Regions from separate parts of the Homo sapiens genome. Here region 2 is linked to region 1. Evidence: chromatin loops called from intact Hi-C (ENCODE). Cell type or tissue: PC-3. All regions are shown on one strand. Links, peaks and the distances in the headings refer to the core of each region. The heading gives the core; the rest is flanking DNA. Region 1 overlaps CAMK1D (calcium/calmodulin dependent protein kinase ID). Region 2 overlaps CAMK1D (calcium/calmodulin dependent protein kinase ID).

Evidence for each region. Peaks named below come from ENCODE experiments on the same cell type or tissue, not always from the same donor. Only the 100,000 strongest peaks of a DNase experiment are listed, where the experiment ranks them.
Region 2: it touches region 1 in a loop (2.9-fold over the local background); 1 of 110 quality-filtered maps calls a loop at or near these places.

What each region holds. Positions count from the first base shown.
Region 1 is chr10:12,584,931-12,593,247 of GRCh38, forward strand. All of the region lies in intron 2 of CAMK1D (calcium/calmodulin dependent protein kinase ID), which reads left to right. Among named protein-coding and RNA genes, the nearest start is that of MIR4480, 10 kb to the left of the region's middle. RefSeq lists an enhancer at 3,381-3,450. In PC-3, for the core only: no CTCF peak of the experiment used is centred there; a DNase peak (open chromatin) is centred at 3,401; H3K4me3 peaks cover 1,085 bases; H3K27ac peaks cover 1,239 bases.
Region 2 is chr10:12,463,665-12,472,000 of GRCh38, forward strand. The region is part of intron 1 of CAMK1D (calcium/calmodulin dependent protein kinase ID); the gene reads left to right. Among named protein-coding and RNA genes, the nearest start is that of MIR4480, 110 kb to the right of the region's middle. In PC-3, for the core only: no CTCF peak of the experiment used is centred there; no DNase peak of the experiment used is centred there.

The DNA of each region.
Region 1 (8,317 bases), core at 1-8,000:
TGCTTTACAATTCCTGCATTTAAAAAAGCTAACCAACAAAAATAAGCAAGTCACATATAGATTTAAAAGACTACCAGGAACATTTGGACTGCTGGGCAGCTAGGTTATGTCCTGATCATGTCAGTCATTAGGCTGGGAGCTAATGTTCAGATCAAACATGTTGCCTCCCCTACAAAGAGGTCTGTTGAGGATAAGCCCTCGCTGAGAAATTCTTCACAGCTCAGCCAGGCTTTCTTGGAATAATTGGAGATTGAAGCTGGTAGTTCCTGAAATTTAAGGTCATCAGAACCACCCAGAGGGCTTGTGAAAATGCAGATTGCTGGGCCCCGTCCCCAGATGCTGGGGCCTGAGACTCTGCATTTCTGGCACTCAGTGATGCCGGGCCTACTGGCCTGGAGGCCACACATTGAAAAATATGGATTTAAGCTGCCTCCGCCTGGGGTCTCCATTCTGACCCTGTAGTTGTTTCTCAAATGCAATGACCAAGTACAGTTCCTAGGAGGGCTCAGTCTGGACCACTGTATTTGTCCGTTTTCACGCTGCTGATAAAGATATACTCGAGACTGGATAATTTATAAAGAAAAAGAGGTTTAATAGACTCACAGTTCTACATGGCTAGAGAGACCTCACAATCATGGGAGAAGGTGAATGGCACATCTTACATGGTGGCAAACAAGAGAGAATGAGAGCCAAGTGAAAGGGGTTTCCTTTTATAAAACCATTAGATCTCATGAGTCTGATTCACTACCACGAGAACAGTATGGGGGAAACCACCCCATGATTCAATTATCTCCCACTGGGTCCCTCCCACAACACGTGGGAATTATGGGAGCTACAATGCAAGATGAGATTTGGGTGGGGACACAGCCAAACCACGTCAATCACTAAAGCCAGTCTTCAGTGACCTGCCATCTCGATCCTTCGGACACTCCATGGAGGCTTCTGGACGCAGCATCTGTGCTGCTCAGGGCCGTTCCTCTTCTCATTGGCTGATGTGCTCTGTGGCATCTGTCACAGGTTTTAATTGAAGGTCAGCAGTGGCAGGTAAGCCACCAGCATCATCAGCTTCTTTCAGCCTTTTGGAACAAGAGTGAAATTGGCCAAGGTCACTGCTATGACAAACGGTTGCTTGGATGGAGCCCTTCCGAGCATAGGTATTTATAGATCCAAACATTTATGGAAGCCCCACCATGAATTAATGCACAGTGGCGTTCTCCCACCAAACCTGGAGAAAGTCTTCCAAACATTTTTGGAAAACATTTTAAATATTTAAAAAATTGTTTCTATTCTGTTTCTTAGTAACAGCAGTCTAACACAAAACTATAGCATTTCTGTCATGGCTAAAGAAAGTCGATTCCAGTCCACTGAAGCTGAAGACATCTGGCCTCCTCAGCTGTAATCCCAGATACTTGGGCGGCTGAGGCAGGAGAATCACTTGAACCTGGGAGGCAGAGGTTGTAGTTAGCCAAGATCACACCATTGCACTCCAGCCTGGGCGACAGAGCAAGACTTCCTCTCAAAAGAAAAAAAAAAAAAAAAAAAAATTGAAGAAGGGAGATAGATGCATACACGAAAAGTTAGCTTTATCTGGTTAGGAAATCTACTCCTTTGTTAAAAACAATACCCATTCTCCAAAACTAGTACTGAGAGAAGATCCAGGATTAGCCTGACCCACAGCCCACCTGCAGCCTTGAGAGTAAGTTGCTGTGTCCCGAGCTGCAGAGAACCGCCACCCTCCTGCTGCCCCCTCACCAGACCTAGGCTGTTGCTCACCTCTTGTCTGTTGTTAAAATCATTTCATGAAAGAAAAAAAACAACAAAAAACTTAAAATCATAAAAAATACGGGATGGATGTAATCTCATAAAAAAGAGCAGTCTTTTAAGTAAATAAATGAAAGCAAACCTCCAAGTCCCTCATGTTCCCATACTTATTTTTTTGATTTCATCACTGACAGGTGAGAACTTGTCTGGCCTGGGAGCGGCTTTGGAGAAGTGCTTTTCTAGGTTGCTTCTCCTGCTGATAAGGACCATGACTCACAGGAAGGCTGCTCTGAAACCCCTTACAGGAGAATGGGGACCATGGTTGTGTTTTCTTGGTTACCTCTCACTCGGGGCATCTTCCCATTAGCGGTTTTGACTTAATTCACTCTGGGCTTGAGGCTCCTCCTTGGTAAGTTGGATAGTTGGAAATGATCTCTGAGTCCCATGCTCTGGTTTCATGGGTTCCTTTCCTTTTAAGGGAAAACAAACTTCTCTGCAATGTTAAGAGAGGTTGTGATGGTAAATAACCGAAAATTAATAAGCAATGACTGAGGAGTAGCCAGCCCACGATCGCTTTCCTAGAATATACTCTGACTCCCAAAATAAGCAGGCACAGACAACAGTGTGGAGCCCCTCTCATCATATCCCGCATGCAAAATTCAGGGAGACTTGGAGCTAAAAACGCATTGACTTCTTAGTTGTCTCCATTTGTTCTGGGTTAGGTGATGGATCCACAGTGACTTAGCAGCTTTGATGACAGCCGGGGCTTCTGGAGGCTTGGCGGCATGTTAAAACCACCTGGGTCTATTCCAGATGGATTAAATCAGGCTCTCTGGGACTGGGGTCCAGACATCATTAAAAAAAAAAAAAAAAGTCTCCCCAGGTGGCTTCATATGCAGCCCGAGTTGAGATTTATTGGACCAGACTAACAAACACAGCTGGAAGAAGAGGGCAGGGAGGACTCCTTAGGATGTGCAGATGGAGTGGCTCATGCAGGCTGCAGTGGAATTCCTTTCCTTCTTGTAATAAAACAACTCCTATTTACATATCATTTTAGAAAAATATTTTCCCCCTTGTCTTATCTGATGCTCAAGAGAGAATAGAGTTTGCCTTAGCATCTCCGTAGATTTGTTTTTTTTAGATGTATGACCTGTCATCAATAAACCCAGAGACATAAATTAGGGAATGGCTGTGCTATAGAAAGCACTTACTGATGTATTAAAGATTCTGCCTTCAAGCTCTTTTAAATAGTGCCTTTCTCGGTGATTTGGACTTAAAAATTTAAGGATATATGTACATGCAGCTTTGTGGGAGCACTTGAATATTAAGTAGTGCCTAGCTAAGTTGTGTTGAAATGAGTTGGTAGATCGTAGATAATATAAAGTAAGTGAATATTTCCAAGGGAGCGGAGAAACTTGGATGGCTCAGTAATTATGGAAATTGGCAGGGCATTTGGGGACCCCAGCTGCTCTTTGTCCCTTTGTCCCATAAATGGGTGACAGTCTGCAAGGCACGGAGCTCTGCCAGATGTTTGCAATAGTGGTTGGGTGGGGAGAATTTCAGAGCTGGTTTGGCCACAGGAAGATGACGAGCTTGTTAAGAATAATGATCGGACACCCTGCATATTCGCTGACTGCATGCTTAGCAAATTTGCAAACTAGCTTCATCCTTAAGGGCTTTTAGTCACAGAATGTAAATAAGAGGCACACCCATGAGAGTTTGCTGGAAAACAAAGAGAAACCGTGCTCTCAATAAGTGCTCGCTAATTGTTTTGGGATTTGTGACAAATAGGGAGCAAATATTGAGTCGGTACTTGGGTGATTTCTTTTCTTTCTTTTTTCTTTTTGCGAACTGACCTGGAGCCTTGGTCTCCAGGAACTTTCTGTTCCTGGCATGCAGATCTCCTGCCCCACCACCTGCACCTGCTCAACGCTCTCCCACATCCTGCAGAGGAAGGAGTAGAGGGCGGAAGACTCTGTTGTACCCGACATCCAAGAAAACCACAAGCCATGTTGCCATTCTCAACTTCTTTTCAAGAAGTGACAGCATCAAACTCAAGAGAGTTGTGTCAATTTAAAGTGCATATGTATATATATATACACACACACACACACACACATACACACATGCACATACATATATATGTGCTTGTATATATACATGTATATGTATATATGTGTGTGTGTGTGTGTGCGTGCGTGTGTGTGTGTGTGTATATATAACATGCCCCTATATATACATGTATACAATACACATATTTATATACAGGTGCATGTTACATACATACATACATATATATAAAGGGACACATTATATACACACATATTTGAGACAGGGTCTTGCCCTGTCTCCCAGGCTGGAGTGCAGTGGTGCTATCTCAGCTCACTGCAGCCTCCATCTCCCAGGCTTAAGCCATCCTCCTGTCTCCCAGGCTCAATTCATCCAAGTAACTGGGACCACAGGTGCACAGCACAATGCCCGGATAACATTTTGTAATTTTTTTGTAGAGATGGGGTTTCACCATGTTGCCCAGGCTGGGCTCAAACTCCTGAGTTCAAACAATCTTCCCACCTTGGCCTCCCAAAGTGCTGGGATTACAGGCGTGAGCCACTGCGCGCAGCCTGTATAATTTTTAAAATAGGGAACAGATTGTGCAAACATACAAAATGTGACCCAGAATGGTTTGGTGTCTAAAAGAGGCTGACCACCTCCATGTGGCTGGAGGTGGTTTCAAAACGAAGCCCGCAGGCCATGGCTGAGCTTCACTGACCGTGCTTGCTTTGCCTTTTGTGATTTGCATGCATTTCTCTTAAATGAGAGCAAATGGAAGCATTTTTGGATGATACCAGCAGAGCTGCAGAAATGAAAGAGCAGGCTCCCCAGCCCGGAATGAGCAAGTAACAAATCTTCCCTGGCCCTTTTCTTACCAGTGAAAATGTCTCGTCTTCAGAAACTGCCTGTCTTAAAAATCAGCTCCTCCAACACAGGGAGTAGCTTCAGATAGGGGTGGGCAGGGGGCAGCAGGAATTAGTAATTTTCAGCATTTACTACTTCCTAGGAACACAGACTTTAAAGAAAGTCAGCTTCCTTGGAACATTTGTCCTCCTTCATTGCAGTTATTTAGTAATTTCTGAGTCCGGGATTTTTCTGATCAGAACATCTTGTAAAATACAGAGTTGCTGATATTCTGACATAAACCCTCCTTTTAAATGCCCTTTGCAGTAGAGACCTGCTAGGGTAACTCTGATGTGCCAAACCTCAGAGCCAAGGGGAAAGAACAGGAGCAAATGACACTGAAAGCAAGCTCAAGTTCTTTGCCAATTATAATATGCTAAAAACACAACCGCAAGCTGATCCTTCTCTAGAGCCTGTAGGGAGGCCGTGCAGCCTGTACAGACTATTTGCCATTTTCTCTAGCACTTTCTGTCTCATTTTAGGTCACTGAATACTTTATTTCTTGCTGCGGAGTTAATGATATGCATATCTTTACTTCTCAACTAGAGTTCTTTGGTGCTGGGTCTCAGTCTTTTATTTTTTATTTTTAGAGATAGCATCTCACTCTGTCTCCCAGGCTGGAGTGCAGTGGCACCATCATCGCCCACTGCAGCCTCGACCTCCTGGGCTCAAGCGATCCTCCTACCTCAGCCTTCCGAGTAGCTCGGACTGTGGGTGCACATCACCATGCCTGGCTAATTTTTAAGTGTTTGCAGAGATGGATCTACAAAAATCTAGCTATGTTGCCCAGGCTGATCGTGAACTCCTGGCCTCAAGTGATCCTCCTGCCTCGGCCTCACAAAACATTGGCATTACAGGTGTGAGCCACTTTGCCTGGCCCTGGGTCTCAGTCTTTTTGCTTTTTCCCTTAGCACCTAGGAGAGTACTTTATTCATAGTTACTGTTCCATAATTATTGTTGAATGAATGCACTTGAACAAAACACAATGTGATTTGTTTTGTTTTCCAGATCAGCTCATAATGAATTATATGTATCTAACTGGGCAGACGTAAAGCTGCCGCCTGTAGAATAAAAGAGCCATCCATGATTAGAATCACAGAAGCAGAAAATTTTAGAACTATAAAGGACTTGAGATTTTAATTCAGTCTGTTTATTTTGGAGATGAACAATGAGAGTTCGTGGAGATCAAGTGACTTGCCCAAGGTGGAATTGCTGGTGACACATGAACCAGCCACCCACTTACTTAGACAATGACTGGTCACATGAGAGCTGACATTGCTGACAATTGTTTTAGCTACCTATTGTGGTACATTTAAATTGCATCAATCTTTATGCCTCCGATTTTCCTTGGAGAAGATAGCTAACCGATTTTTAATTTTATCTTCTCTGAATTTGTGGCTCATTCATTTCTTTGTTTTTCCTCTGTCTGCTTTCTAAAATTTCTTTATGCCGCTTTCAAGAAAGCTGACTGGAACAGTCTGTTCTCCCCGTGTTAGACACAGAGGGGTCAGGGACAGAGATTGATTATTCTAGTGGGCAATGGCCAGATCTTATATAAAAGTGGAGTTCTGACTTCCAGTCTGCAGCAGCCAGTCCAGGAAACCAACCAATAACCCCTGTAGCAATTGGCCCGGCATGCCCAGGACTTGATCAATTACTGGCAGCTGCCCTAATTTTTGTCGTGACTTCCAACTTCGGACCAAACAGAGAAGGCCAAATATGCTCCCGTAACCGATCACCCGGATGGGCTGCTTTTGTTATCCCCCTACGGCACCTGCCAACAGCTGCCACCCAGAGCTTTCCCTTCTTCCACTAAAAAGTGTCACACTTCTCTGCCTGCCTTTGAGTTTCTACCAAACACAGGTGACAGTGGCTGACTTCTTATTATAGCAAGCTCTGAATAAATAGCTTCGGCTTTTCTCATTTTGGTGGGCTTCATGTATTTCCACGTAGGGAAAGACCCAGGAAGAAGCCCGGCCCTGCTCACTTGACTGTTCTCTCTGTTTCTGTTCACGTAGGCAGCTCTAAATCTACATAATAGGGTTGGTTGGTTGGTTTGTTTTTTGAGACGGAGTCTCGCCCTGTCCCCCAGGCTGGAGTGCAATGGCGCGATCTCGGCTCACTGCAACCTCCGCCTCCTGGGTTCTAGTGATTCTCCTGCCTCAGCCTCCCAAGTAGCTGGGAATACAGGCACATGCCACCACGCCCAGCTAATTTTTTGTATTTTTAGTAGAGACAGGGTTTCACTATGTTGGCCAGGATGGTCTTGAACTCCTGACCTTGTGATCCACCCCCTCGGCCTCCCAAAGTGCTAGGATTACAGGCGTGAGCCACCACGCTCAGCTGTTTTTGTTTTCTGTTTTTTTCCTTAAAAAAGCCAATTTGTCTTTTCTTATTTCAAAAGGAAATATGAAAACGCCCCCGTTGATTGCTTGGCTGAAATTGACATGCACTCTGTTGGTGGCATTCTCCAGACCTGGTCACTTAAGACAGGAGAGAAGGTTGGGCCGGCTTGAAGTCCACACTTTAGTGTTTTCTAAATGCTTGTACAACTTTCATTTCATCATCTCCCTGCGATCTCCCAAGGAGGAAGATGTCAGGCACCCTCTATCTTTCTCCTTTCCGGAATCCATTCTTCTTTCTTATTTTGAAGATGAGGATTCTTCTTGTTTTCCAGTATTTCTCAATATAGATAGAAAGTCTGAAATCACAACTAAGGTTCATTATTTGCCAGCCAAGAGTATTTTTCTTTTAAACATCAATAATGAACTTTAATTAAAGTGATGACATTGTCTTGTTTTAGAGACTGTTTTATGTGTCAGTAAGAAATGACATGGCCAGCGTGGTATTTAGAGGGGTAGGCGACAGGGATTTAGGCATCCCCAAGTGTCTGTCAGCCCACCCAACCCCCCATTCTCTGATGTGTCCAACTGACGTTTTCTCAGTTTTATGTGAAGGCTCTGCAGATGCAGTTTCATGCCCCTTATTTCCAAACATACTGAAATCACAAGTCTCTTTGGTATAAAAGAATTAATGTATCTGAAGTGCTCCAAACACAGCCTGGTCCGTAGTAATTGTTCAATGCCAGCCTACTGCTACTATTTCTCCCGTGGCTACTAATAGTAATACTACTCATTATTAGGCAGAAATCCTGTAACAGCTACTTTCTCTTAGTCATGTTTGCCTTAGTCCTTAGAATGCTTTAATATGCCAGTCTCCTTTCTAAGAGTCCTCTGCTTAAAATCTCTCTTGTTCTCTCCTTTCTGCCTGGCTCCCTCCTCTTCATCTTTCACATACCTCTTAAATGTCACTTTCTCAGGGAAGTCTTCCTAAACTCTAGTCCAAATTAGGGTTCCTATTTTCCTCTTTCAGACCAGGGGTCAGTGAATGTTTTCTATAAGGGGTCCAGTAGTAAATGTTTTAGACTTTGCAGGCCATATAGGCAACTACTCAAGTCTGATGTAGTCTAAAAGCAGCCATAGATGATATGTAAATGAATGTGTGGGCTGAGTTCCAGTAAAACTTTATTTACAAAAACAGGTGGTGGGCCAGTTGTAGTTTAACGAACCCGTTTTAGGGCACTCTTTACTTTTTCTGCACA
Region 2 (8,336 bases), core at 193-8,192, 120 kb before region 1:
TCTCACCTCTCGGTGAGTTGAAGGGGCTGATGTGTATCGCCCCCTGATATGGTTAGGCTTTATTTCCCCACCAGGTCTCATCTTGGATTATAATTCCTATAAATCCCCATAATCCGCAGGTGTCAAGGGAGAGACCAGGTGGAGGTAAATGAATCATGGGGTAGGTTTTCCCCATGCTGTTCTCGTGATAGTGAGTTCTCACTAGATCTGATGGTTGTATAAGTGTGTGGTAGTGTCTCCTGCGTTCCTTCTCCTTCCTGCCGCCTTGTGAAGAAGATGCCTTGCTTCCCCTTCTGCCTTGCTTCCTTCCTCTTCCACCATGATTGTAAGTTTCCCGAGGCCTCCCCAGCCATGCTGAACTGTGACTCAGTTAAACCTCTTTCCTTTATAAATCACTCAGACTCAGGCAGTTCTTTATAACAGTATGAAAACGGACTAATACACCCCTGCTTAGATGGGGTCTGAAAACCTGGTTAAAGTATATCTCAAAACAATAAATAAAAGCTCCTGGCTGTTGGTCCCCTCTTTGTCCCGTGGTTGTTGAGTGACTAGGTAAGAAATTAAATGGGACACTCTGCAGATACCTAGCAGAGGCCTCGGCAGGTGGGTCTTCCATCAGTTGGTATTTTTCCTCTCCTTCAGTAGCTCTTTTCCGATTGCCACAGAGCACTCCCAGGTGCAGAGAGTAGTCAGTAAATGAACTGGCCATCTCCAGAGCTTTTGCAGACTCACCTTGAGCAAGGCTGATGCTCTCAGAAGGTGTACCATTTGATCGTGTGGCTTTACCTACCCTCCCCCACCACGTGTACTGTAATTTGAGAGTTTAGTGTTAGTGGCTGATGTCAGACAAGGCAGAAAAGAGTGGTCAAGGCCGGGCGCCGTGGCTCATGCCTGTAATCCCAGTACTTTGGGAGGCCGAGGCAGGCGGATCACGAGGTCAGGAGATTGAGACCATCCTGACTAACACGGTGAAACCCCATCTGTACTAAAAATACAAAAAATTAGCCGGGTGTGGTGGCGGGTACCTGTAGTCCCAGCTACTCAGGAGGCTGAGGCAGGAGAATGGCATGAACCCGGGAGGCGGAGCTTGCATTGAGCCGAGATCTCGCCACTGCACTCCAGCCTGGGTGACAGAGCGAGACTCCATCTTAAAAAAAAAAAAAAAAAGAGTGATCAAATTCATCCCAAATGTATTTTGTTGTATTTCATATTCTTCATATTTGAGCACTTAAGAACCATTCACAAGTCAATTCTCTAAAGCAGAACATCACATTCAACAGCACACACATTCCTGAGACGTTCTGGATATTGGGCAAGGAATAATCAATCCTAAATTCCATTATGCCTTTACAGTGGTCATGTTGAAATCTGATGAGAATGGTGGGTGAGAGCTTGGGTTTGTCCGTCACCCATAAAGCACGCAGTTTGTGCATTTCAGTTATGTGCAGAGGTTTAATGGTAGATTTCTAATTGAAGGATAAGATAGTGGGGCAGCATTTCTTTACCAACTCTGATAAGCGAAAATAAAAGTCCTGTTCATCTGGGTGTTTCTGTCTCAGCCATTAATTATAGATAATCCCCAATTACCCCTGAATTCAGAGAGTTTTGCATATAATTAAAATTCTCTGATAATTCAAAAATTCTACTTTGGTTGTTAATTCTTATTTCTATTGAGCCAATCTTTTATTTTTATTTTATTTTATTTGTTGAGATGGAGTCTCACTCTTTCACCCAGGCTGGAGTGCAGTGGTGTGATCTCGGCTCACTGCAAGCTCTGCCTGCCAGGTTCAAACGATTTTCCTGCCTCAGCCTTCCGAGTAGCTCGGATTACAGGCGCCCACCACCACGCCTATCTAATTTTTGTATTTTTAGTAGAGATGGCGTTTCACCATGTTGGCCAGGCTGGTTTTGAACTCCTGACCTCAAGTGATCCACCCACCTTGGCCTCCCACAGTGCTGGGATTACAGGTGTGAGCCCCTGTGCCCAGCTGAGCCAATCTTATTTTTAACAAGCATCAAAGAGGTAATGTTTTGAGCAACCACCTCGTATTTTATCCAGGTTGTTGCATTTAATCACCCCTTTGGTGCTGCAGTGTGGTATTACTCCACATTACAGATGAAGAGACAGAGGTTCTGGGAGGCTAAATGCAAAGTCATCTCTTGAGTCATGAGCTGGACTGCTACTTCACCTAACTTGAGACCCATACTCTCTCTTTCTCTTTAGATTGCTGCCTGCCCACTGCTAGAAGCAGATAGGAAGAGGCCAGAAAAAGACTGAAATGATCATAAATCATCAATTTCTGAGTAACCAGGAATTGACAAATATTTGAGAGAGTTAGCCTCAGTTTCTTCATTTAAAAAATGAGGTTATGGCTGGATGCTGTGGCTGATGCTTATAATCCCAGCTGCTTGGGAGGTTGAGGAAGGAAGATCTCTTTAGGCCAGGAGTTCGAGACTAGCCTGGGCAACATAGTGAGACACCGTCTCGAAAAAAAATTTTAGGGAGACCAAGGCGGGCAGATCACGAGGTCAGGAGATCGAGCCCATCCTGGCTAACACGGTGAAACCCCATCTCTACTAAAAATACAAAAAAATTAGCTGGATGTGGTGGTGAGCACTTGTATTCCCAGCTGCTTGGGAGGCTGAGGCAGGAGAATGGTGTGAACCTGGGAGGCATAGCTTGCAGTGAGCCGAGATCGCACCACTGCACTCCAGCCTGGGCGACAGAGCGAGATTCTGTCTCAAAACAAACAAACAAAAATTTTTAAAATTTAGCTGGGAGTGGTGGCACATACCTGTAGTCCTAGCTACTTGAGAGGCTAAGGCAGGAGAATTGCTTGAGACCAGGAATTGGAGGCTGCAGTGAACTATGATCACACCACTACACTCCAGCCTGGGAGACAGGGCAAGACCCTGTCTCTGAATTTCTTTTTTTTTTTTTTTTTAGAAGTCAATAGGTTTTCCTAGGGGGAGGTGTTATTTGTAAGTAACAGATGAGATAATGCATTAAAAATACTTTGGTAAGTGCCATCAGCAATAAATATGCCAAGGAAGATGGTCCCCCTCTCAAGCCTCTGACCTTAGGAAGGATCTGTGCCTGGGAAATGTGTCTTGGGAACGTTTTTTATGGGAAGGTCGTGGCGGCAGCTACACAGGGCTTCTTACACGAGCTGAGAGCGACATCTGGTCCAGACAGATGACAGGTGCAAAATGAAGCAGGATGTTTCAGGGATTGTCGTAGCTGGGGCACATTTGCTTGTTTAAAATCTCTGGAACTTCCTGGCCAAAAGGCTTATAGGGTTTTGATGACTCATTTTGAAGCAAAGCAAGCACCCCAGGATGTTGCCCTCGAACTCAGGTTGAAATTTCACCTCTCTTGGCTGCCTGAGAAACTTGTTGTCAGTACGTGGCCCGCAGAAGGAATGGGTAGATGCTGCCATGTGGAACGTGTAATAAATATTGTGACTCGGCAAAGGGGTGTCCACTCTCATGTTTTCTTTTTTATTGACATGGAGTCTCACTCTGTCACGCTGGCTGGAGTGCAGTGGCGCGATCTCAGTTCACTGCAACCTCTGCCTCCCGGGTTCAAGCGATTGTCCTGCCTCAGCCCCCCGATTAGCTGGGATTACAGGTAGCTGCCACAATGCCTGGCTAATTCTTGTAATTTTAGTAGAGATGGGGTTTTGCCATTTTGTCCAGGCTGGTCTTGAACCGCTGGCCTCAAGTGATCCACCTACCTCAGTCTCCCAAAGTACTGGGATTATAAGCATGAGCCACTGCGCCCAGTCACTCTCATGTTTTCCTGACAGCTGCGACCAGGGTAACTTATGAATTGTGACTTGAGCCATGTCCCAACCTAAAGAGAGCAGTTACTTAATGCATTTTCAAATGCACTGAATGTCAAAATATTTTCACCTCTGATTAAAAAAATGAAATTGTCAGTTATGCCAGGTCTACCTAGAATAGATGACTTTTCTCTCATCAACACTCATTTTATGAGAGCGTTAGCAGAGATACACTTCATAATGCTTGGCATAGCCCATTGTAGGGATGGCATATGTATTTGTTGAATAAATGGGCTGCAGAAGCACCTGTAAAACCCAGGCTGGGTTTGTGTAATCATTTGTAGGTAGGATTATCTCTTGATTGGTCTTTGTTCACATGAGGTTTACAACATATGTTCTTTAGGTTTTTTAAATGGAATTTTTTATTGACATAATTGTAGATTTGCATGAAGTTGTCAGGAGTAATAGAGATAGCCTGCATACCCTTTATCCAGTTTCACCCAATGGTAAATCTTACAAGTTTACAGTACAATATCATAACCAGGATATTGAAATTGATATAGTTCATGTCATTCATACAAGCTACCGATTTTATGCAAATACGCTTTTTAATTTTTATGTTTTGAGACAGGGTCTCACTCTGTCACTCAGGCTAGAGGGCAGTGGTGCCATCATGGCGCACTGCAGCCTTGACCTCCTGGGCTCAAGTGATCCTCCCGCCTCAGCTTCCCGAGTAGCTGGGACTACAGGTGCTTAACACTACATCCAGCTATTTTTTTTATATTTTCTGTAAAGACGGGTCTTCATTCTGTTGCCCAGGCTGGCTCATCTCAAACGCCTGGGCTCAAGCAATCTGCGTGCCTTACCTTCCCAAAGTTCTGGCATTACAGCCATGAGCCACTGAGCCCGGCCTCAAATATGGTTTTTAAAAGCAATTTTAAAGTGGTGAAGTATGATTGGAGAAAATAAAAGCCATGTTGTGGGCCACAGGGGCGGAGGTGGAACTAGAACTTTCTGGGCATTTGTTGGGATGCTGCTGGTTCCCAGGTGCAGAGGAGAGGTGAGTTTGGAATGATTGGGGGTGTCCCTAGTAGGGGAGGAAAGGTTGTCCTGGAGTGGCATGGCATGGACAGTAGTAAAAAGACTCCTTCACAGCCCCACACAGGAGCACTGCCTGTGTTCTCTGGGGAGGGGCCAGCCCTCTGGTGGGGGCCCTTTGTGCCTATAACCCCCCATGACCCTGCCCTCCAGCCCATGTGATGGGCGGACGTGGAGTAGTTTAGGCTTGTCAGGGGCTCTTAAGTCTGATCTGCACCCAAATCCCTGACCACACCTTCCCCCTTCGGAACTAGAATTTCCAGAAGGTTTGAGAAGAATTAGCCTCTGTCTTTGTCATCCTTTCCTTTCATGGGGTTGTTTTTCTTATTGGATTCAGGCAAGCAAATAATTAGGTCTTGGAGGGCTGGGGGTGCTTCTTTTTATTCATTATTTAGCAGCCTCTTTCTGGTCCCAAATCTCATCTGCCCTCAGCAGTCTACATAGCGTCCTGCCCGGGCAAGGTGGGGGATTCACATGGATGGAAATCAAGTGAACGGCTCCACAGGGAGAGATTCTGAGGGGATGGAGACCTGTAGCTCCCCGGATAAAGAGGAAATGGGGTGAGGAGAGGAGGGGGGCGGTGCTGTGTAGGGCAAGGAGCCTGTTGTATTCTGGGACCCTTGAAGTCCATGCCTGCTGAGCTTAAAGGGTCTCCTCTGAATGGGAACATGGCCTTGTTTCTATTTAGGGAGAGAAAAGCCACCCAGCATTTCTATAGTCTTGAATTAGACCCAGCATTCTAGGTTAGAAGGTAGAGGTTCCCCCGCCCCCCTCCCCTTTTCATATAGAATTAGAAAATATCTGGATTTCAGCCCATACAAGGTGCTCATGCAATTAACCCTTTCTTCCAAGCGAGGCCTTCCCTGAGAGGTGTGCAGATGGCAATATATTTACGGCTTCCACTGGGGCATAACCAAGAAAGGGGACATCTGCATCGTATTCTCTTTCTAGGTTTGCCGTGCTCTGCTACAGTCATGGCAAATAAACAACCCACCTTCCCCAGGAATGACTAATTCATAAACACATAACTACACAACTACAGCTTATGATGTGGAAACCTGGATAGCTTATTTCCGGGAAAAGCTAATATCATAAAAAGCTTTTGTAAATGTGTTTATTAGTATATTATTTCATAAGCTTTTAAGAATCCAATTTTAAAATGTGCACCTTCTGGAGAAAACAATGTTATATTTTACTTGGAGAACACTTTAGTGGAAATGACCCTTTCAAAGGATTTGGTAAATGCATGTGTTAGATTCATCTTTTCAGTCATTGTATATAATCAGTTCTTTCAGAACCTTTTTTCTTCCTGGCTGATTGTTTTTTTTCCTGTTGTCACTTTTTTGGTGTGTTAGGGTACCATTCTTCTTAAGTATCGAACACTTTATCAGGGCATATTCTGATAGTTATATAAATGGGAGAATACCAGACAGAAGGATAGTGAATATTTGCTTGATTGCTTTAGATTTTTCTTTGGACTTGAAGATATGTCTAAATGATTTCAAATGTTCATTTGTTAATAAACAACCAGATTGTTAGGTTTTTCAGATTGTCTCAAAAATGTCCATGATTATATAAATATAGCTAGCCTTGAGGTCTGCATTTACCTCCTGGATTTCATAACAATTCTCTATAATGCTTTTGAAAACTTTGGCTTTCTATATGGTATATTTAGGGCAGCTTTTTTAAATTTAGGAAAGTGTGCCATGCCATTCCTTTGTATGATATATAAAGACTTGACCAGGAGTATAAAAATCAACTCTAATCCCACCACTCAGAAATAACCACTGTGAGATTTTTTATGTATTTTCCAGACCTTTTCTGTGCATAGTCAACACAATTGCTTTTGTATTGTGTGTTGTTTCTTCCCTTTTCCACAGAGTGACATATCTTGGGCATTTACCCATATTGTAAATTTTTCACTAAAATCCCTAAAATACTGTGTATGCTTCTTCTTCTTCTTTTTCTTCTTCTTTTTTTTTTCTTCCAACATGGAGTCTCGCTCTGTCGCCCAGGTGGAGTGCGGTGGCGCGATCTCTTCTCACTGCAACCTCTGCCTCCTGGGTTCAAGCGAGTCTGCTGCCTCAGCCTCCCGAGTGGCTGGAATTACTGGTGCCTGCCACAACACCCGGCTAATTTTTGTGTTTTTGGTAGAGATAGGGTTTCACCATGTTGGCCAGGCTGGTCTTGAACTCCTGGCCTCAAGGGATACACCCACCTCCGGCTCCCAAAGTGCTGAGATTACAGGCGTGAGCCACCTTGCCCGGTCGTGTGTGGTTTTTGAATCCCAAGAAACCATGGCTTGAGGTGTGCTTATGGCCCAGTGTACTGCCACCACCTCTGTACTAAACCAAGCCACCTTGTGTGTGTGTACGTGCGTGCGTGCGTGTGTGCGTGGTGGGGCTGTGCTCCAGGAGCCCTGGTTGATTTGCCTTCTTTTTGTTAGAGCCGCTTTATGACTTCCCCTCTTTCTTTTTTGCTCCTTTTCCTCCTTCCTCCCTTTGTGTCTTTTTCCCACATTATTTTCCTCCATGCTTTTTTCTAGTTCTACTTTCTTGTGTGCCTGTATCTGTATCGATCTGAAGCTTGAGGCTGAGTGGCCACTACTGGTGACTGATTCCCCCACCCCAGCGCACATGTTCACTGCAGGCTGCAGGAAACAGGCTTTGTCCCACTTTCAAAGTGGGAATCAGCCCTGCTCTGGATCAGCCCCTGGTCTGGATCAATGTGTCTGGGTCCATGTGGGAGTGGCTTCCTCTATGGTTCTCTTTCATGTTTACCTTTGGGCATGAGACCCAAATGCTGTCTGTGTTGACCGCTGACTGTAAACAGCACCTCGTTCAAGGTGGTGAACCTGTTTCTTAGTGGCCAGGGTAGGGCTGGCTGTGTGCTGGCTGTGTACACATCAGGTGACCATGTGAACCGTGTCCGAGGTCCTTTGACTAGAGCTCAGCAGCCTAAAACCTGAGGAGGAACAGGGCAGGAGCTATCCAGGTTGACAGGGTATTGGCCAAGGGCCTTTCAGCTCATTCCTTCCTGAGAATCAAGAAAGGCAGGGCTAGAATGCCTGCCCCTTCACTCCCACCCCTCCTGGTTCTCCACTGAGCTCCCTGCCTGCAGAATGGATCTGATTTCTTCCTTTCCTGCGAGCACTATTTATTCCTTTCCTGCTAAGGAGAGATATGTTGAAAAAGCTGTCTCTGGCCAGGTGTGGTGGCTCATACCTGTAATCCCAGCACTTTGGGAAGCCGAGATGGGAGGATCGCTTGAGCCCAGGAGTTCAAGACCAGTCTGGGCAACATAGCAAGACTCTCTCTCTACAAAAAAATACAAAAAAATTAGCAGGGCTTGGTGGTGCGTACCTGTTGTCCCAGCTACTCTGGAGGCTGAGGTGGGAGGATCACTTGAGCCCAGGAATTTGAGGCTGCATTCAGCTATGATTGCACCATTGCA